Regions from separate parts of the Homo sapiens genome. Here all the other regions are linked to region 1. The links are chromatin contacts, found by Hi-C or POLR2A ChIA-PET in ENCODE. All regions are on one chromosome and are shown on one strand. Each heading gives the region's core, a stretch centred on a gene start or an enhancer-like site at or near the end of the contact. The rest is flanking DNA. Distances are from core to core; before and after follow the strand shown.

Evidence for each region. Hi-C counts contacts between places; a loop is a spot of excess contacts on that map. ChIA-PET counts read pairs that join two places held with the same protein, here RNA polymerase II (POLR2A). Pooled maps may share reads with other maps.
Region 2: a loop to region 1 is called in a pooled map, with 16 times the contacts of the local background. The contact joins the promoter of ZNF260 here to the promoter of ZNF180 in region 1. A Hi-C loop is called at or near these places in 7 of 50 pooled maps.
Region 3: a pooled map shows a loop between it and region 1 (10-fold over the local background). The contact joins the promoter of ZFP14 here to the promoter of ZNF180 in region 1. A Hi-C loop is called at or near these places in 6 of 50 pooled maps. POLR2A ChIA-PET finds 5 or more read pairs at or near these places in 2 of 52 experiments (CD4-positive, alpha-beta T cell and naive thymus-derived CD4-positive, alpha-beta T cell).
Region 4: a pooled map shows a loop between it and region 1 (5-fold over the local background). The contact joins the promoter of ZFP82 here to the promoter of ZNF180 in region 1. A Hi-C loop is called at or near these places in 3 of 50 pooled maps.
Region 5: a loop to region 1 is called in a pooled map, with 17 times the contacts of the local background. The contact joins the promoter of ZNF566 here to the promoter of ZNF180 in region 1. A Hi-C loop is called at or near these places in 7 of 50 pooled maps.
Region 6: a loop to region 1 is called in a pooled map, with 19 times the contacts of the local background. The contact joins the promoter of ZNF160 here to the promoter of ZNF180 in region 1. A Hi-C loop is called at or near these places in 3 of 50 pooled maps.
Region 7: a loop to region 1 is called in a pooled map, with 5 times the contacts of the local background. The contact joins the promoter of ZNF347 here to the promoter of ZNF180 in region 1. A Hi-C loop is called at or near these places in 3 of 50 pooled maps.

Annotation. Positions count from the first base shown.
Region 1 is chr19:44,498,942-44,501,793 of GRCh38, forward strand. ZNF180 (zinc finger protein 180) reads right to left here and starts at 1,581. Exons shown (of 5, transcript NM_001278509.3): 1 at 1,334-1,581. RefSeq lists enhancers at 851-1,349, 1,337-1,386, 1,350-1,850, 1,397-1,456, 1,467-1,676 and 2 more.
Region 2 is chr19:36,526,918-36,529,913 of GRCh38, forward strand. ZNF260 (zinc finger protein 260) reads right to left here and starts at 1,354. Exons shown (of 3, transcript NM_001166037.2): 1 at 1,302-1,354. RefSeq lists enhancers at 651-1,361, 1,102-1,731, 1,362-2,070, 1,882-2,081.
Region 3 is chr19:36,377,865-36,380,711 of GRCh38, forward strand. ZFP14 (ZFP14 zinc finger protein) reads right to left here and starts at 1,337. Exons shown (of 5, transcript NM_020917.3): 1 at 1,299-1,337. RefSeq lists a silencer at 1,444-1,533.
Region 4 is chr19:36,417,185-36,420,317 of GRCh38, forward strand. It overlaps ZFP82 (ZFP82 zinc finger protein), which reads right to left and starts at 1,460. Exons shown (of 5, transcript NM_133466.4): 1 at 1,308-1,460. RefSeq lists an enhancer at 829-988.
Region 5 is chr19:36,488,186-36,490,926 of GRCh38, forward strand. It overlaps ZNF566 (zinc finger protein 566), which reads right to left and starts at 1,376. Exons shown (of 5, transcript NM_001145344.1): 1 at 1,301-1,376. It overlaps ZNF566-AS1 (ZNF566 antisense RNA 1), which reads left to right and starts at 1,442. Exons shown (of 1, transcript NR_036504.1): 1 at 1,442-2,741. RefSeq lists enhancers at 472-1,359, 666-745, 1,306-1,865, 1,360-2,245.
Region 6 is chr19:53,102,132-53,104,869 of GRCh38, forward strand. It overlaps ZNF160 (zinc finger protein 160), which reads right to left and starts at 1,291. Exons shown (of 6, transcript NM_001322131.2): 1 at 1,134-1,291. RefSeq lists a silencer at 1,334-1,743.
Region 7 is chr19:53,157,338-53,160,333 of GRCh38, forward strand. ZNF347 (zinc finger protein 347) reads right to left here and starts at 1,716. Exons shown (of 5, transcript NM_032584.3): 1 at 1,672-1,716. RefSeq lists an enhancer at 1,619-1,913 and a silencer at 1,649-1,898.

The DNA.
Region 1 (2,852 bases), core at 331-2,830:
CTGCATCCAGGACCTGGCTCCTCTGCCCGTCTGGGGGCACACCATGCTCCTGAGTCAACAATCTACATCCCTCACCCTGTGTCTCAACCTGCCTGGGACATCTCAGGTACCCACAGCCTCTGTGTAGGTTCTGGGGTCAACTGCCCCACTATTTGCCCGCAGCCAGGACACTACAACAACTAAACAGTAGCTTGAGCATACAGCTCCATAATCAGCCCCAGGACTTGGGCACTCGCCAGCGTGGGGGTTCTCGAGCCTACGATACAGCAGCTCAATGGGAACTGGGCCCTTTGTCCTTCTCTTGCCCAATCATGACGGCCTGGGTGTTGTGCAGTCAGCTCTTCCCGGGACCAAATCTGCAGCACAGGCTCTGTCCCTCTACTAACCTGCACATTCTCACGCCTGCAAATAGCGTACCCAAGTAAAGGTCTCAGCAACACCTGCTTCATAACGATGCTGGCAACATACTGCTTCCTCCCCAGCTACCAATTTGATGGCAGCTGTTGCAGCTCTGTCCTTCCTGGACTTAAATTCTGTATCTCCAACCCGGAGTCTCTGCCCATCTTGAATGCTCTAGAGCTCTGCACTATCCTACATAGGTCCCTACTATCAGTTCAAGTTTCTGTTTTCCATTCAGACACCCCCAGGACGTGCAGGGGGCCCTCTGCCCAGAACCTGTTTCTAGGCCCTGATACCCTCCTTCAGCCTGGGAGTTTGCTGCCCATGGGTAATTCCCACCAAGGGTTCACTAGCAACACTGCCTCTTCTGGCACAAGAATCTGCAACTCCAATCTGGTCTCTCCACCAACCACAGCGCCCCCAGACCTTGGAGAAGCGCGTTGTCTGCTCTAGGGGCCCAGAGCCACCTGCTCGGAATCTTACCTACAACCTTTTGCTTCCTACCCAAATACCTGATCAAGAGTAAAGGGACAGTGGCACAGCCCCTCCTCTCCAGAAACCACAATCTGCAATGGAGCACTCCATCAACCCGGACATCCTCAGGCCTCCACTAAATAAGCCCGGCATTGGAGGAGGGGAGTTCTCAAGATGTCCCCTTACATCAATGCATGTGCCCTGTGTTCCAGCAACCTGGGCATCCTCAGGCCCCAGACAAGAGCACCACCTGACCAAGCACCCGCGCATGCACGCAGAGGACAGTCGCGGAATATACAGCTGTATCAGTAACTCCATCAACCCCGGTGACCCGAGGCTAAAGCGCCACCCGCACAGATACCAGGTCTCCCCGCTACACTCACCACCGCTTCCAGCTTCCCGCGTAGACCCTGCGCATGCGCGCATCGGACACCAAGCGCTGCCCCACGCCCCTACCAACCTGGGCGTCCGCTGGCCCGCAGCCCAGGCTGGGCCTGTCACCGCCTCAGTGCCTAGCACGGCTCTGCGGCAGGACGAACTCGGGTTAGGCAACCCCCTGCCCCGATTCTGCAACACGGCCGACTCGGGTTAAGCTAGTTCGGTCCCCTCTCCTAGTCAGCATCCGCAAGGCCGCTGGGGGTTAAGTCTGAAGGGCCGAGCTGCTCGGCGACAGCAAGCGTCCGCGCGCGGGACAATGGCTGCTCTTGTGGCCGAACCCGGAAGTGCACTTGGGCTCGGAGAGCCAGAACTACAATTCCCAGAAGCCTCCGCGGCGCGGACGGTCAGTAGGCGGGGTTCCGGCTTCTCCAAGGAAGTGGGGCGGGGGACCGGGCCAGAAGCTAAGAGGGCGTCCTCGTCCGGGGCCCGGGGGGGCGCCACACCTGTGCATGTGCAGGTCTAGGGGGAGCACTAAGACCAGCCGCGGCGCCGGGAGGCCGAGGCCAGTGCAGCGACGCATGGGGAGTCGCTCTGGCGTGACGTCAGAATCCAATAGAAATGGCGGGGACCCTTTCTGGGTGCCCCCTGCCTGTCAGACGCTGCGCGCGACCCCTTGTCTCCTCTAGTCCTAGGGGAAACCTGTGAGACAGTTGCGACATCCCCATTTTACAGTGGAGGGAGCGTCTACCGAACCCTTCAGGAATCTATGTTTTTACATTTAATAATACTAAAATATAATCATTTTATTTTTAAATTTTGAGTTCTTTCTCTGCCTATAAGGCCTGAAGGATCTGTTCCCCCCACCTCTCCCCTTTTCTCTGTTTTTGTTTTGTTTTGTTTTGTTGTTTTGAGACGGAATTTCGCTCTTGTCGCCCAGGCTGGAGGGCAATAGCGCGATCTCGGCTCACTGCAACCTCCACCTCCCGGATTCAAGCGATTCTCCTGCCTCAGCCTCCTGAATAGCTGGGATTACAGGCGCCAGCCACCACGCCCGGCTAATTTTTGTATTTTTAGTAGAGACGGGGTTTCACCACGTTGGCCAGGTTAGTCTCCAACTCCTGACCTCAGGTGATCCGCCCTCGGCCTCCCAAAGTGCTGGGATTACAGGCGTAGTCCCCTTTTCTCTTTGCCCTCATTTCTTGCCCATTTGCTTGGCACATTTTCCCCATTCTCCAACAGATCCAGCAGACTCCAGCCCCTGGTCGTTTGCAGGTGCTCTTTGCACTCCCTAGCAGCCTCTCCTGAGGGATTCATTTGGCTCTCACCGTCTGGTAATTAGGGGAATATCATCTTCTCATGAGGCATTGCCCCACCACCCGTTGTGAACTTGCAAGCAAACGCTTCCCTCCCCACATGCTCTGTGCCTCCCCCTTCATCTTTTATTTTTTTCTCTAAAGAACTTTTCACTATCTAGCACACTATATATTTTAATTATTTATTTGGTCTACTGTCCGACCTACCACTACGATGTCAATTCCATAAGGAAAAGCATTTTATCGATGTTGATCACTGCTGCATCCCCAACACCTAAAAAAAAAAAA
Region 2 (2,996 bases), core at 104-2,603, 8.0 Mb before region 1:
TAGAAGCCTTCTCTAAGATGTAAGTGCCTTAGAACCTGGCTAGACAGTGCTATAAATTGCTGAAACAGGTACAGAGGGGAAATAGATGGAGGCAGACTGCAGGAAGAAGGAGCCCTTTAGACATAAAGAGCTTGAAGTTCCCTGTAACTTCCAGGTGGACTGCACATTGGGCAATTAGATAATATGGATTAGGAGCTCAGGACAAGCCTCCAGCAGAAACAGACATTTATTAGTCATCTGTATTAGATGAAGCCATGGATGGCAGTGTAATGTTGTTGCTGATAGGAGTACTTAGATGATCAAGGCCAGAAACTTAGAAACACCAATAGTTAGGGGAAAAGCAGAAACTAAGTCCTGTCTTCTTTGTATCTTTTACTTTTTCTGTATATTTCAAAACTATTAACCCTGTTACTTTTTTATTTTATTGAAAAATATGTTAAGAATAAGTGTGACAAGATACTTGAATATGTTGATATGTTAAGAATAAGTGTGACAAGATACTTGAAGATAGGATACTTCTATCTTTGTATACACAAGAAAAGAATTTCCCCTATATTTACAAAAGGCTGGGGAAACCCTGATTAAATTAGGAGTGAGATTGCTGCCCTCACTGACGAACTAGGGAGTTTCTTGACCTCTGCGCTAAAGGCAGGACAAGTAGCTTCCAAATTCTGTGCCGTCTGCGCTATTGGAAACTACCTCTTAAAGATATTCCTTAGTTCAGGGTTTCTCCAAGCAACTGCACCAAAGTTTCTCCAAAGTATTAAGAAAAGTCAATGCCTACTGGGTGTACAGGCACCCAGTAACAAGTTTTTCCGAAATCTTGCCTCTTTAAAAAAATAATGGAAAGGTAATGCTGATTTTGTTTTCTACTCCACAATAGGTCTGCTTTTATATAAAAAATCACCTTTAAAATTACTTATCCGCTCAATTCCTTAGCCTTTTCCGTTTCCTATTTTCCAGAAAACGCATCTTTATTATTTTAGAAATGAGAAAAGTGAGGCTTAGAGGTTACTACCTCACAAAGCCATCCGTCCATCCTCACAAACTTGGAACCAGTTTCTCACTAACTCTGCACCCTCAACACCCCCTCACACTCTCGGTCACCCACCCGCGAACCCACCCGAACTGTACCCCTGCCCCCAGCCACACAAGCTCGGATCACCGCACATCATAGAAGGCGATTCCTCCCCTCCATACTCCCAGCCCCGTCGCAGGCACTGCAAATCCTCCCCTCCAGCGTCCCTGGCCCGTTTCAGTGTCCAGAAACCCAAGTCCCACAGGGCCGAAACCCAACTCACCGGCAGACAAAGACGACCATGGCAAGTCGGAGATTCCGCGCCTGCGCACTCCTTCCGCGGGCAGCGCTCCCAGAGGTCTCCTGGGCTGGGCCAGGCCCCGACTCAGAACCGGACGGAATCGAGAGATCTTGGCCCGTCCTCCGTGCCACTCTTTTGAGGGTAGACTACATTTCCCAGAAGGTTCAGCGGTTTGAGTCAGCTTTTCGCGCGAACTTTTCCTCCGCCAGAGCTTGTGGGACTGTCTCCCTGGCCGGGGCAGGGGTGTAAGGCCTTAGTCTTAGTTTACTCTATCCCTGGGATTGGGTAGTGGTGTAACATCAGCTTAAACACGCTGTGCTGACTTTATGTAACAGCCACGGTGCGATACTAAGCCAGGAACCCCAGGAGACTCTCAGACACGGTTCGGGAATGAGGGTAATCCCTTTGGCTGGGCTCAAGCCGGGCGCCATCTTGCTCATCGCGGGCGTGGCGCTGAACTACATTTCCCAGAAGGCGCCGCGCCCTCGGCCCCTCCCCTCGCGACTCCCGCGGCTCGGGGGAGAGCTGCACGCGACCCAGGTGCTGGCCTCTGAGCGGGTCGGCTCGGAGACTACAGGATCAGGAGGAGGTTGGAGGTGAAGCGTCTGGAATCCGGTGCGGAGGTTGAGACTGAGTATTAAGTCTGTTCAGGCGGAACGCGCCGAGAAGGGCGGTTGTGAAATTGTGTTTTTGTGAATGTATGTCCTAGCACAGTGTGTGTGTGATTGTGATTGTGTGTGACACCTTGTGTACGGATGTGGGGAGGACTCTGCGGGTGTCCCGTGAGTCCCTGTGTTAGGACTGTTATTGTGTGACTGTGTAACGCTGTGTGAGGGTGTGGGTTAGCTGTGACTGTGTGCCCGCGGTGGGTGTGTGATTGTAACTCTGTGACCATATGTTCGTTTGTGTGCAGATATAGGGAGCTTTGTACTTATGTAGTTGTGACTCTGTGTCCTTGTGTGGGAGTATGGAGGGTGGGTGCTTGTGACTTTGTGTACAGTGGTGGGTGTGTGACTGTGAAGCATTGGGTGTGCGTGGAGTTGAGACTGTGTTTGTGTGTCTTTGACCAAATGTCACACATAGTCATATGTGAGAGCAGAAGACAGCTCGGCCCCGTGATAGTAAAGGGGATTTTTCTATGACACTGAGTTTTGAGTTGGAAGCCCCAGTTTCCTCTGATAGCCCTCCCATGGCGGGGGAGGGGAACGCAGAGTAAGCTCTGGCCTTGTCATTTGGGCCCTAGGGGAGGTGTATTGTCTCCCTTCTCATTTCTGTCCTCCAAGAGAGGTTCCCCAGAGGAGAGGAAATAACGGTTGTGATATCTAAAAGCCATGTTTAAGGTGCCTTGAAGTTTTCTCTTTGTTCCTGAAATGCTTTATTTTTCCAGGACCTGATTTTTTTTTTTTTTGAGATGGAGTCTCGCACTGTCGCCCGGGCTGGTGTGCAGTGGCGCGATCTCGGCTCACTGCAACCTCCGCCTCCCAGGTTCAAGCGATTCTCCTTCCTCAGCCTACCGAGTAGCTAGGATTACAGGTGCCGGCCACCACGCCCGGGTAATTTTTTTGTTGTTGTATTTTTAGTAGAGACGGGGCTTCACTATGTTGGCCTGGCTTGTCTTGAACTCCTAACCTTGTGAACCGTCCACCTCGGCCTCCCAAAGTGCTGGGATTACAGGCA
Region 3 (2,847 bases), core at 87-2,586, 8.1 Mb before region 1:
AAAACAAAACAAACCTACTGGAAAGGGGTAGGAATTGGAATCTACCTTCATCACCCCATCATTCACTGGGAAGGAAGGCCAAAGCACCAGGTCAGTGGACAGGACATTTCAGGGGTTAAAGTCTAACTAGCTGAAGATTAACTGGAACAAGCCCGCATAGTCTGACAAAATCATATCTATTGACTGGCAGAAAGGGAGAAAATTCCACAGGAAGGGTTGGAATAGAATGGACGAGAGAGACGAGAAAAGCTCTTTCGTAAACGGTTGAGTTCCAGCTGAAAGATTCTAAGGAGGATCTAATGACAGCTGCAATCTGGAATGGCTGCTGTTTCCGAGGTGAGATTAGGAGAGGCAGGGATTAATGAGATATTGAATGCAATCATGAGTGTAATCAAGAGGGTATCCCCAGTAATAAAATGAAAACAGCAAAGCAAGTCTAGAACATCACTGGTAAGAAAACTGTAATCTCTCAAAGAGGGAGTCATTATGCCATTTTACAACTACTGCACCACCTGGGGAGAAATCATGTTTTCTATTAATTTTGCAACTGGCTTTATCTGTCTCTTCCTTCCTAGCCTGATTAATGACAGAGCTGCTTCATTGTTCAGTCCGAGCTGATTTTCATTCCACAGAAGAGGAAAGCAAATGCCCCCACGCCCAGAAAAAATAAAAATTACACTTCATGGAACAAAACGGAAACACAAACTCATCTGGATGTTGACTTGTCTATATGCAACAGCAATCATTTCCTCCTCTCCCCGCTGCCTTCCTAAAGAACAGCAGGATTGGGAAAGGAGACGGGAATCTTGAGACCGCGGGCCTTTCCTGGAGCCGGCCTTGGCTGAGCAGGACACACCCCCGCTAGCGCACTTGCTCCCTCCGTCTACTGCGCGCAAAACCCGATGGAAATAACAGGGAGCCTGGAATAAAGCTGACCCTTTCCCGTATCAGAGCGAAAGGCCAGGTACACGAAGACGGGGCTGGGATCTGTCTCCGAGTTCCCCGCAGTTTCCATGGGAGGGAGCTCGGGTAAAGCTGTGCAATCTGCAGTTCTTCAGACTGCGTCTTTTTGTTTGGGGGCCTTCATTCACTCCGGGGTTCCTGTATCTAACTCGGAGCCATTCCGGGCCGCTGGACCTGGGCGGCTCTGAAGCGAGAAGGCAGAGGACGCAACAGGGCACCCGGCGCCCAGTCAGCGCCACAAACTCCACAGCTACTGCCTCCTGGCTCACACTGAGGTCTGCGCCGCCCCCGCGCCACCCCCGCGCCCATTGCCTCGGTGCAAGCGACCAACTCACCTCTCGGAGCCGACACCAGCAGCGAAGCCGGAAAGAACTGCGAGCGGAGGCCTGTGGGAAATGTAGTCCGCCGATGGGAGGGACTGGTTCCAGCCCCAACGGGCTGCGCGGAGTGCGCATGCGCGGGGGCCGGAGCCCCGGGTGCGCTCGGGGCGGGAAGGCCCTCCGCGCTGCGTGGGGCTGAGGCGAGCTCGGGCTTGCGTTTGCTTTTGTCGCTGAGGAAGACTTTTATTTGTTTATTTTCTTGAGACAGGGTCTTACTCTGTCGCCCAGGCTGGAGTGCAGTGGCGTGATTAGAGCTCACTGCAGCCGCGACCTCCCGGGCTCAAGCGACCCTCCCACCCGAGCCTCCAGAGTAGCTGGGACTGCAGGCGCGCGCCACCACGCCCAACTCATTTTTTAAGTTTTTATAGAGACCAGATCTCCCTATGTTACCCAAGCCGGTGTCGAACTCCTGGGCTTAAAAGATCCTCCCGCCTGAGCCTCCCAAAGTGCTGGGACTACAGGCGTGAGCCACCAGGCTCAGCCGCGGAGGATTTAGAAAGAAGTTTTGGCACCAGCAGATGCCTAATATGTGTACTAAACACCTACCAGTTACTCACTGCATACACCCAAGCAAGGTGTGGGCACACATCAGGCATGCAATGAAAATACTCTCAAAGCCCACCAGAACCTGGAGCAGGACGTAAACCTAGAAAGGTCGCTCGTGCTCACTGCCCTCTCCCTTTCTCCCACTCTGTCTCTGTCTCTGTGTGTGTGTGTGTGTGTGTGTGTGTGTGTGTGTGTGTGTGTGTCTCGTATCTCCTGCAGTTGTGAATGTATTGTTCTACTAAAAATACAAAAAATTAGCCGGGCGTGGTCGCGCGCGCCTGTAATCCCAGCTACTCAGGAGGCTGAGGCAGGAAAATCGCTTGAACCCGGGAAGCGGAGGTTGCATTGAGCTGAGATCCGCCATTGCACCCCAGCTTGGGCAACAAGAGCGAAACTCCGTTTCAAAAGAAAAAGACTAACTGGAGAGGTCTGTCTCCAATGAGACTGAATTTGTCCTGTCCTGCGTTCCTTCAGGAAAGAAATGGGATAAGCCCACCAGGGACCACCCTGAGGCATCTTCTGTATCCCAAATTCTTTGATATATTAGTTAATACATGAAAGAATTTGTTCTTTCCTTAAGAATATAAAACTTTAGAAGATATTTGAAAATGCCTCGGCAATCTGGTTTCATTTTGCAAACAATAGGATATGCATGAAATAGGAGATAAATGAAAAATCTGAGCTACTTTATAACTACTAAGAAGGTGGCCAGACGCGGTGGCTGACGCCTATAATCCCATCACTTTCGGGGGGCCGAGGCGGGTGGATCACCTGAGGTCAGGGGTTTGAGACCAGCCTGGCCAACATGGTGAAACCCCGTCTCTACTAAAAATACAAAAAAATTTAGCTGGGCATGGTGACGCACACCTGTAGTCCCAGCTACTCGGGAGGCTGAGGCAGAAGAATCGCTTGAACCAGGGAGACGGAGGTTGCAGTGAGCCAAGATCGTGCAGCTGCA
Region 4 (3,133 bases), core at 210-2,709, 8.1 Mb before region 1:
TTCATTTTCCCCCCATCTATAGAAGGCTGATGTAGAATTGCTCCAAATCACTACTTAAGAATACATAACTAAGGTTTATTAAGTACTAACGAGGTCTCAGGAACTGTTCTAAGAACTTTACACATAGTAATTAAAAGAAGGCCCACAGAAGTAATGAAAAACATCTACCAAATGGGTATGTGCATACAGGCTCTCGGGAGGGGACCTAGGTATCAGCTCAATGGACAGGACATTTATGGAGAATGAAACAAATATTCTCATGTCCTAAGAAATAAGAATGCATTTCACAGAAGAAAGCAGAAACACCCACTCGCCTCGACCTTGACTTAAACAGGCAACAGCAATTCATTCCTCCTCCCGCTCGGACCCCTTTTCTTAAAGAATTGGGCAGGACTGGCTAATAAGGGAACCAGGCTTTTCTTGCAGCCCAGCCTCGCATAGGGCACAATGCCCCCACCGCCCACCCACACATAACCAGAGTAACATAAGAGAGATGGTGTTGTTAACTCTTCCCAGTATCAAAGAAAGGCCAGGGTCATGGATGCCCGGGGCTAGAACTGGAGTTCACAATAGCTTCCTGGAAGCAATGCTGTGGTTCTGAAACCTGCAGCTGGACTCTTCAGAGTTGTGAGTGCACGTGCGTGGGTCCGGGTCCGCGAGGAGGTGGTGTGGGAGTCCCTTCCAGGAGCAAGCCTGGGCGGGAGCGGGGGCTCGTTCAGTTCTAATATTCCTATCCCAAGGTCGGGTCTGAGCCTTGTTTCGCTGTTGCCCAGGCTGGAGAGTAGTGGTGCTATCATAGCTCGCTGCAGCCTCAATCTCCTCCTAGGCTCAAGCCATCCTCCCGCCTCAGCCTCTCGAGTGGCTGGGACCACAGGAGCACGCCATCACACCCGGCTCATTTTTTAAATTTCTGGTACAGATGGGAGTTTCGCTTTGCTGCCCAGGCTGGTCTCGAACTCCTGGCTTCCAGCGATCCTCCCGCCTCGCTCTCCCAGAGCTCTGGGATTACAGATGTGAGCCACCTGGTCCGGCCTAGTCTGCGCGTTTCTGCTGGGAGTCTTTGGCGTGCAGAAACTGACCGAGGGCCATTTCTCTGCAGCTGGGCCCGGTGTGGGCAGAGGATGCTGGGGTCAGTCACGCACTCCACGGCCACAACAACCTTCGCTCATACAATAGTCTCTGCACCCAAGTCAGCCGCACAGACTCCGTCACGTCCCAGCCCCGGCCCCGTCACGCCCACGACACACACACCCGGGCCTGAGGCGCGGGCTCCCGCCCCTCTGCGATACTGCAGTGGCCCCGCTTACCTCTCTTTACCCCCTGGGCCGCAGCGCTTTTCCTACAGATTACCAGGACCGACGCTCCGGGCCAGGACTGCTCACTCGGGGCGCGAACCCGAGGCACAGCGATGCCCGAACGGAGGAAGCCGCTGCCGGGTCACGCCACAATCCCCGGGGCCTAACGGGCTGCGCGCGGAGGCTGCTGGGAGGGCCGGGCGCGCTCACGGAGTGCGCAGGCGCGGCCAGTCTCAAGGGTCCGCTCGCTGGTGCAGCCCCTGCTCTGCGTGAACCCGGAGCCGGAGCTAGGTCCGTCCCAGCGAGGCTGCGCTTCGAGTCCCTTAGCGCCTGGGGACGGCGCGGCAGGGCCTGGAGGGGAGCGGGGACAGATGGCTGGCGCGTTAAAGAGGGGCGCCCGCGACCGCCTCTCTATAGTGCCAACTAGGGAGCCCTGTGAGCGAGGACGGCGCTGCGAGTCTGTCCCTGGCGCGCTCCTGGGTGGGATTCTTTCACTGGGTGTGGCTGTTGGGATTTGAGACCGTGTGACTCCGGAGATTCGGGGAAGCCAGTTCCTATATTTTCCATTTCTGTATTTTTAAATGGTAAAAACAATGAAAAGGAGAACAATATTTTGTGAAATATGAAAATCATACATGTCAAATTTCAGTGTCCATAAATAAAAGTTTTATTGGAACATAGCCGTGTTTGATTGTGTACTGTCTATTGCTATATTTGAGCTACAAGGACAGACTCGAGTAGTTACACAGACCAGATGGCCCACGCAGCCTAAAATACAGTCAGTTCTCACTATTCACAGTAGTTATGGTCTATAAACTTGCTACAAACACGGAATTAGTGAATACCATTCCACTGCTTCTAGGGGAAATACAGGGTTAGTTTCCTGTAAGCATCTGGTCACATTTTAGTCAACCGATGAATGCATAAGCTTATTTTATTGTGTTTATTTTCTTTTTTTCTTTTTTTTTTTTTTTTTTGAGATAGGGTCTTGCTCTGTCACCCAGGCTGGAGTGCAGTGGTGGGATCTTGGCTCACTGCAACCTCCTCCGCCTCCCGGGTTCCAGCAATTCTCCTGCCTCAGCCCCCAGAGTAGCTGGGAATACAGATGCATGTCACCATGCCCAGCTGATTTTTGTATTTTGTAGAAACGGAGTTTCACCATGTTGACCAGGCTGGTCTCAAACTCCTGACCTCAGGTGATCCACCCGCCTTGGCCTCCCAAAAGTGCTGGGATTATAGGCATGAGCCACCGCGCCTGGCCTTATTGTGTTTCTATTTAAACACTTTAATATATATTATTGATTCATTAACATTGAACTCATGGCCAACAGCTCCATAACTCATGCCTGAATGAAGCTTATCTAACACATGTATTTTTTCTGTAAGACACATGACCGCTTTCTCATTCATAGGAACATCAACAGCACTTTAGTACTACTACATTTGGGGTCCCTTTGAAACAGCAAAATCACCAGCAAAAAACAAAAATATGAGAAGCCAAGGTACTAAATGGACTGCAAAAAGGGTACCTGTTTACAGTATGAGAGCTGAAATAAGAAGATAGAGGGTCACTTTGTTTGACTTTGGCTGAGAACATGCCTGTTAAGGGACTCAAAAAGGTTCACCGCTCTTCGGATGTCCACAAATGACCACAAAGGTGCTGCAAATATTGACTCTGGGTTTATAAAAAAGTTTTAGCAAGTAGATGAATTCACAAATTCAGAATCTGTGAATGAAGATTGACTGTATTTACTATCAGGCCCTTTAAAGAAAAAGTTTGCCAATCCCTGTTTTTATATGTCCCTCTTAGTTATACAGCTAGTGTTTAAAAACTACTT
Region 5 (2,741 bases), core at 126-2,625, 8.0 Mb before region 1:
GATCCTCTCATCTCAACCTCCTGAGTAGCTAGGACTTATAGGTGCCAGCCACCATGCCCGGCTAATTTTTTATGTATGTATGTATTTATGGTAGAGTTAGGGTCTCACTATGTTGCCCAGGCTGGTCTCCAGCTCCTGGCCTCAAGTGATCCTCTCACCTTGGCCTGGCAAAGTGCTGGGATTACACGCATGAGCCTCCACACTTGGCCTACAAAAATTTTTTTAACTCTTGGAACTATGCTTTGGTAGGGATATGGAGCAATAAGATATTTCAAACATTGCTGTTCAAGTACAAATTTGTGCAGCCACTCGGGTATATATTTTGACACTGTTTAGTAAAGTGGAAGATATATGAACCGGCAATTCTGCTGGTAAATAAACTCAAGCATGTGTACCCCATGTGAAAGAATGTGGCTGTGTTGTTTATAAAATGAAAAGCTATAAATAACTAATAGGGCATCATTACTAGAAAGGATGAATAATTGTGGTATACTTCAGAAGGGAGAATATAGCAAAGAAATTGAATTAACCGCGATTTTATCTAATAGGGATGATTCACAGAATTGTAAAAATAAACCAAAGACAGTATGACAACATTCATATAAAGTTTTAAAACGGGGAAAAACTGGAGTATAATGCCTAGAGAAGTATACGTAAGTGATAAAACCTCACACTGTGTGACTTACCCTGCCACACAAACCTGATCACACTCCCACCATGGGGACATTCAGCTACAGACAATCCACGCCCAAAGCAACAGGGTCGCACACGCAGGGCCTCTATCGGTCACATAAGCACAAGTGCACGCTTACCGAGGAGGCAGTCACAGTCACAACCACATTGTCACAGTCGGCGCACACCTGTACCGGGTCACAGTCACGATCACACATTAACCACAGCCACACACACAGATAGAAACATGCAGTTACTCGCAGGTATCCCCACCTGAACTCTGCCGCACACAGTCACACAGCATATAGTCGCACACCACTACGGGGACAAACGCAGTAACACTCAACCAGGCACAAGCTCCCCACAGCCGCACACACAATGCCGCACGTGGTCCTGCTCCCTCTCACACACACACCAGCAGCCACAGTCTCCGAGGCCGTGCTGCACACGGTGTGAGCGTTGGAAACACACTCATCACAAGGGCAGCCTGTCACAATCGCGCGATCATTCACCACACACCTCCACACAGACGCAAGCGCACGCTTTCAATCTCACCTCCACCGCCGCACAAAGCCGAGGCTTGGCCCCCGGCCCCGCCCTCTCCCGGGTTTCTCACCTCAGGCCTTACCAGCTTTCGAAGCAGCAGAACCCTCCCCGGCACTGGGGTAGTTGCTGGTAAAGCCCTGAGGGTCCCGCCAGCGCGTGAGTTGGAAGCTGAATTACCGCGAGAAGTACAGTCTTGCCGAGGAGACCTCTGGGAAGCGTAGTCAGAGACGTATCAAGGCCGGACAAGATGGTTCCCGATCGTCAGAATTCCTGTCCGCGCCTTGCGTCAGCCCCGCCGAAAGGATCGCCCCCCCTAGTCAAACCGCTCGCGCCCCAGAGGCCTCATGGAGTCCCGCCTCAGGCTCGGGCCTTGGCCCCCAAAGAAAGCCACTCCGACGTGTTTGAGATGGGCTTAGTTCCCGGACCCGTCCTACTGCCCCCAGGCGCTGGACAGCCTCAGAAAGAGGACAAGTCTGCATGGAAAGATAATCGCACAACTGAGCCTTCTGGGAGATGTAGTTCGGAGCTGGGAAGGCGGTTGGACCCTCCGAAAGTCATCTTAATTGCTCTCACAGATAAGCCGGTGCTGGGCTGCCGGCCTGAGTACTGTGCGCCCAGAGTGCGCAGGCGCAAACATCCTGGGTTGCTGTTTTGGCCTCTTTGTTCGGGCGTGAATTTTGTTTATTGCTCCTTAGTGCAGAGGGGTTATGGGACCAGAGGTTGTGAGACTCAGAAGTGGTTGGGGACGCAGAAGGGGTGTAGACCAGGAACCTGCGACCTGATGGGGGGAGGTCGAAGGGAAAGGAATCGCCAAACGTGGGACAGGTTTGGAGAGGCAGAAAGAGAGGAGTCTGAAATTGCAAAGGGCAGGTGTTATTCTGACTTCTGTGTGCTTTGTGATAAATGAGTGGGGCAGGAAGTAAGAGGAGTTTCACTTTCTCCTTCTGCAATTATTTGTGTACTTGGACTAAGTGTATCTCATGGCCAGTATTTGACTGCTTTTGACCTATAAAGGTATTGTATACACAGTCATGCATAGTTTAATAATAAGGATATATGCTCTCCCCACGGTCTCCCTCTCCCTCTCTTTCCACGGTCTCCCTCTGATGCCGAGCCAAAGCTGGACTGTACTGCTGCCCTCTCGGCTCACTGCAACCTCCCTGCCTGATTCTCCTGCCTCAGCCTGCCGAGTGCCTGCGATTGCAGGCGCGCGCCGCCACGCCTGACTGGTTTTCGTATTTTTTTGGTCTCCACCAAACACAGGGTTTCGCTGTGTTGGCCGGGCTGGTCTCCAGCTCCTAACCGCGAGTGGTCCGCCAGCCTCGGCCTCCCGAGGTGCCGGGATTGCAGACGGAGTCTTGTTCACTCAGTGCTCAATGGTGCCCAGGCTGGAGTGCAGTGGCGTGATCTCGGCTCGCTACAACCTCCTCCCAGCCGCCTGCTTTGGCCCCCCAAAGAGCCGAGATTGCAGCCTCTGCCCCGCCGCCACCCCATCTGGGAAGTGAGGAGCTTCTCTGCCTGGC
Region 6 (2,738 bases), core at 41-2,540, 8.6 Mb after region 1:
TATATCTGTTCTACTCCATTCTTCCAATTTGTTTCACCTCTTGTGGCGTTTTCTTTCCAATCTTTTCATCGTCCCAATCTCCATCTATTTCTGCCTCTTTCTTACCCCATCTCCGCGCCTCCTCTGCTCTCCCTGTTAAATCCCCTCTTCCCTGTTACACCCGCTTATCCCCACTCTCTGGCACTCCCAGATCCCAGGCCTCCCTGTGTTGTGGTGCTCCCTCTGCTCGCCTTGTCACCAGCTGTCCCCTCCAGCTGTCCCAGCACCACGCAGCTCTGTCTGCCCTCGGCCAAATCCTTTCTCCTCTCCCCCACTCTCTGTCTGAGGAGGCTCCTTCTTTGCTGTCCCTCTCCTTATCTTGTTGTCCTGCATCTCGGGACATCGAGCTTTTCTCTACATTTCGCCAATTGCTTTTCTGCCCCTGCTACTTTCTTGACTGCTTCTTTCACTCTGTCGCTGCAAATCTCTCACCCATCCTCCACTTTGCCATCTGTTTATGGGTCTCCCTCATTTTTCTTTTCTCTTTCTTGGTTTTTCCATCTCCTCTCAGTGGCTCTTTGTCTCTCTTTCTCCTGATTCCCTTGGGCCACACATTCACTGGAGGGTTTGTAGTAAGATGTCTGCATGTTGGAGGAGTACATTTTCCAGGGGGTGGAGCTGGGCAGGCAAAAACACCGGGTGTCACAGGACGGGCCCCGGGCACCTCCCCAACGAGGGCTCAAGGGAAGCGGTGACTGCGAAGGGGAGGCCTGGGGAGCAGCAGGGCCCGGCACGAGGAGGAGGGAGGTGGGGGGCGACGGCGCCTTAGGACAGGGGTGGGATGTGCAGGATCCCAGGACCAGGCGGAGGCGCGGCCTCCCCGGGACTGGGTCGGCGGCGCTGCGCTCCAGGGGCCGACGAGAGCGAGGCTGGGAGGCGCCCAGGGCAGGCGGTGAGGACTTTAAGCGATGCGGGGCGGGAGGAGGAGTCAGTAAAGGATTTTAAGCAGGAAAATCCTGCTTAAACGTTTAAAAAACCGGGAAAGGCCGTGTTTACTTGGCCCAAGGCAGAAAGACCGGGGGCAGGGACCAGCCTCAGGGCGACTTTAACCCAAAAGGAAGCGTCTCCGGGCCCACACAGCAAGGCCTATTTACCTGAGGTGGAGGGTGCGGTGCGGAGATTTTAAGTCCGTAGCGACCCCCGGGCATCGGGTGTGCGAATGGGGGACGGCGAGGCGCAGGTTGAGTCTACACAGAGGAACACTCATACGCCATGGTGTGATGCTTGCTCCGCACGATCCACTTCCGGGTCTGTGGGCAACTGCGCGAAGGAAAGCGACCGAGCGGCCCGGGGCGGGGTCCGAGATGGGCGGAACCGGAAAAGGGCGGGGCGTTGAGAGAGCCGGGCTGAAGCAGGGGCCGCCAGGCAGGGACCCCAGGGAAGGAACGGGGAGGAGCCACCGGGGAGGGGTGGGGAGTGACCAAGTGGAGGGACCCGGGGGCGGGCCGGGGAGGAGCCGCCGGGGAAGGGCGGGGAGGAACCGCGGGAAGGGACCGCGGGGGAGGAAGGCGAAGGGACCGCGGGGGAGGGAGGCAGAGGGACCGCCAGGAAGGGACCCGGGGGAGAGGCGGGGCTGGACGGGACACGTTAGGGTCTGCGATTTCGTGTGATGCCCACAGCCCAGCGCCCAGAGCCATCTGTAGTGTCTTGTGGAACGGCGTAGATGTTTCAAACGGTTTCAAGTTAAAAGCACAGTTGTGTAGGTTATTTTGGAAACCAAACTGCTTTCCTCTTAGAATGGAGGCGGTTTATGTTGAAAGCATTTTTTGCTAGCGCGTTTACCCAGTAATGTTATTGACGCTGAAGCAGCCCAGGAGTCTGGGAACATGGGTTGACACGGAGCGGTGATGGCATGCTGGAAAAGTTTCTGCGATTAAAATTAAGTAATTTAAAAGCCCTGAAATTAGCAGTAACTTTTAAAAAATAGATATAAATTGCATTGTCCTTTTTTATACTTACTATTCTATTCCGTGCGAGATGACAACCTCAAACGCCTATACTTTTTTTTTTTTTTTTTGAGCCGGAGTCACGCTCTGTCGTCCAGGCTGGGGTGCAGTGGCATGATCTCTGCTCACTGCAACCTCGGCCTCCCGGGTTCAAGCAATGCTCCTGCCTCAGCCTCCCGAGTAGCTAGGATTACAGGCGCCCGCCACCACGTTCTTTAGCGGAGATGAAGTTTCACCATGTTGCCTAGGCTGGTCTCGAATTCCTGACCTCAAGTGATCCACCCGCCTCAGCCTCCCAAAGTGCTGGGATTACAGGCGTGAGCCACCATACCTGGCCCCAGGAACTACTTTCACCTACTGAATATATATTAAGTCCTTTGCCACAAAAAGATAATATACATAATTTATCTCAGAACAATTAAGATATTTACCACTGTAAATGACAAATTCAGACTTAGAGAAGGAAGATTTTATTCAAAAGGACTATTGCAATAGAGAGAATGTTCCAATCACAAGATCTGAAAATGTCCAAGAGACACAAACTAAAAAGCTTTTTTTTCTTTTTTTCATATATGGAGGAGTAAACAAGGCTAGAAAGCACAAGCACAAGTTATGAGGCTGTGGATGAGCACTTGGCATGACTACAGTTATTCAGGGAAAGTTTGTTATGTTATGTTATGTTATGTTAAAAATGTTACATATTTCTTGGAGAGAGTCTTGCTCTGTCACCCAGGCTGGAGTGCAGTGGCGTCA
Region 7 (2,996 bases), core at 466-2,965, 8.7 Mb after region 1:
CTCAGGGTCCCTCTCTTGCTTCCATACTGTGTGTTTCCCTCCCTCATCCTCTACATAGCTCTCATTCTCACATTAGCTTATTTTTTATTTTCTGTGTTTTTCCCCTGGTTCTTTGCGCGTCGTTCTGAGCCCCTCTCATCTCCTGCTATTTCTCCCCTTCTTCCTCCGCTTGCACCTGTTCTGTCCCATTCTGGGGCCTTGTTTCAACTCTGATTCCTCTTTCTCCCCAGTCTTTTCATTGTCCCCAGTCTCCATATATTTCTGCCTCTTTCTTCTCCCATCTCTGCTCCCTCTGTTGAATCTCCTCTTCCCTTCTACACCTCTTGCCCCACTCTCTGGCACCCCCAGATCCCAGGCCTCCCCCTGCTGTGGTTCTCCTTCTGCTCTCCTCGTCACCGGCTGTCCCCTCTTGCTGTCCCAGCACCACGCTGCTTGTCTGCCCTGGCTCCAAATCCCTCCTCCTCTCCCGGACTCTGTCTGAGGAGCCTCCCACTTTCTGGCCCTCTCCCTACCTTGCTGTCCTTCATGTCTCTGGACATCGAGCTTTTCTCTACATTTCCCCAGTTGCTTTTCTCCTTCTGCCTTCTCAGCTCCTTCTCTTACCATCTGCAAATCCCTCGCCCATCCTCTACTTTGCCATCTGGTTACGGGTTTCCCTCACTCTTTCCTCTCAGTTTTTCTACTTCTCTCTCTGTCTCTGCCCCTTTCTCTACCTGCTAATCCCCTTGGTCCACACATTCACAGGAAGGTTTGGACTAAGACGCCTGCATCTTGGAGGAGCGCATTTTCCAGGGGCTGGAGCTGGGCAGGCAAGAACACCGGGTGTCACAGGACAGGCCCCGGGCACCTCCCCAGCGCGGGCTCAGGAGAAGCGGGGACTGCGAAGGGGAGGCCTGGGGAGCAGCAGGGCCCGGCACGAGGAGGAGGGAGGTGGCGGGGCGACGGCGCCTTAGAAGAGGGGTGGGGTCTGCAGGATGCCAGGACCAGGCAGAGGACGCGGCCTCGCCGGTACCGGGGCTGAGGAGCTGCGCTCCAGGGGCCGACGAGGGCGAGGCTGGGAGGCACCCAGGGCGGGAATCCACCTCGCGGGCGAGGACTTTAAAAAGCCCGGGGCGGGAGGAGGGGTCAGGAAAGGGTTTTAAGCGGGAGGAAGACGCGAAAGGCCGGGGACAGGGAGAAGCCTCAGAGCTACTTCAACCCAAAGAGAAGCGACTCCGAACCCACACCGCGAGTCAGCTGGGGTGGAGGGCGCGGTGCGGGGATCTTAAGGTCTGTAGCTGCCGGGCGCAGTGGCTCACGCTTGTAACCCCAGCACTTTGGGAGGCCGAGGCGGGCGGATTACCTGAGGTCAGGAGTTCGAGATCAGCCTGGGCAACACGGTGAAACCCCGTCTCTACTAAAAATACAAAATTAGCCGGGCGTGGTGGCACATGCCTGTAATCCCAGCTACTCGGGAGGCTGAGGCAGGAGAATCGCTTGAACCTGGGAGGCGGAGGATGCGGTGAGCCGAAATCGCGCCATTGCACTCCAGCCTGGACAACAAGAGTAAATCTCCGTCTCACCAAAAAAAAAAAAAAAGAAAAAAAAAAAGGTCTGTAGCGAGCCCGGGAACTGGCTGCGGAAACGGGGCACGGCGGTTCGCAAGTTTAATCCATACTGAGGGACACTCACGCTCGGCGGCGTCACCCGCACCCAACACGATCCGCTTCCGGAACTGCAGAAAACTGCGCGTGCGCGGAAAAGAGCCCGGGCACTCTGGGGGCGGGGCCTGGGGAGAGGCGGGGTCTGCGGACGAAACGCTGGGGCGGAGCTGGGGCGGGGTCTGCGCTTCCCTCAGCCTGCCTAGCCCGCAGTCTCATTTTTCCCGGTTTAGAAACGCTGGAGTGTTCACTATGTCCCCGGGAGCACCGTTCCAATTTGAAGCAGTTTTAAGGTGAAAGAATAGACTTACGTGGACCACTTATGATAGAAACCAAAATGATTTCCTCTTACCAAGTTGAAAACGGTTTATGTTAAAATTGTTTGCCGGCGGGTTGGACCCAGTCCTGCTAGGGAGTCTGCTGCAGCTCAGGAACGGGGATCTGGGAATCGGGGATCTCGGTCTGGGAACTGGGATCTTAGTGGAGGATCCACGAGGCACGGCGATTGGATCCAGCAATTCCTGCAATTAAAATGTATTTAATTTAACTAAAATGTCTGGAAATTATCTCTGAGGATGATTCAAAGTAGAATGGGAAATGCAGCATCCTACCTGGACGGATATGCAATTTAATGCAGTAGCCCAACAGAACCTCCTTTACATTTCAAATCCCCATTCTCCCCAGTGGAAGAGTCAAGCCTGTGCTCAATTCATGGGAAGGTTAAGGCCGATAAGTTAGATCACCAAGGGCTGCTTTATTGTTCTTTAAAACATATATTTTTGTAAAGATGGGAGTCTCGGCCCAGGCTGGTCTCCAACTCTTGACCTCAAGCAATCCTCCTGCCTGGGCCTCCAAAATTGCTGGGATTACAGGAGTGAACTACTGTGCCCAGTCAACTACTGATTTAAACCATGTGAATTTTTAAAAAATAGAGATAAACTGCATTATTTTTGCTTATATTCGTTATTCCGTTCCACACTTGAAATGACTTAACCACAAACAACTTTGACATAATCTTTCTTTGCATCAAAATATGCTTAAATCAATAATTTCTAAATATCATGTAATTTCAAATTCACTTTATGGGCATTCTGAAGGGAACTTGACACAGTACTTTTTATTTTAAAATTGTAATCTATATTGGGTCTATTTTTTTGTTTTCTGTTTCTTAATGTTCTATCAGATGTGGATAACAGAGTGTGGAAAATAGTCACCACATGACAATTGGATTTATTTTCGCCTAAAGAATAGTTTTCCAGTATTTCTAACGTACCATCCCAGTACATTGACTGAACTAAAGACTCACAGGGATACCCTTTTTTCATGTTTATAGAGAACCTAGTTTATACCTGCTAT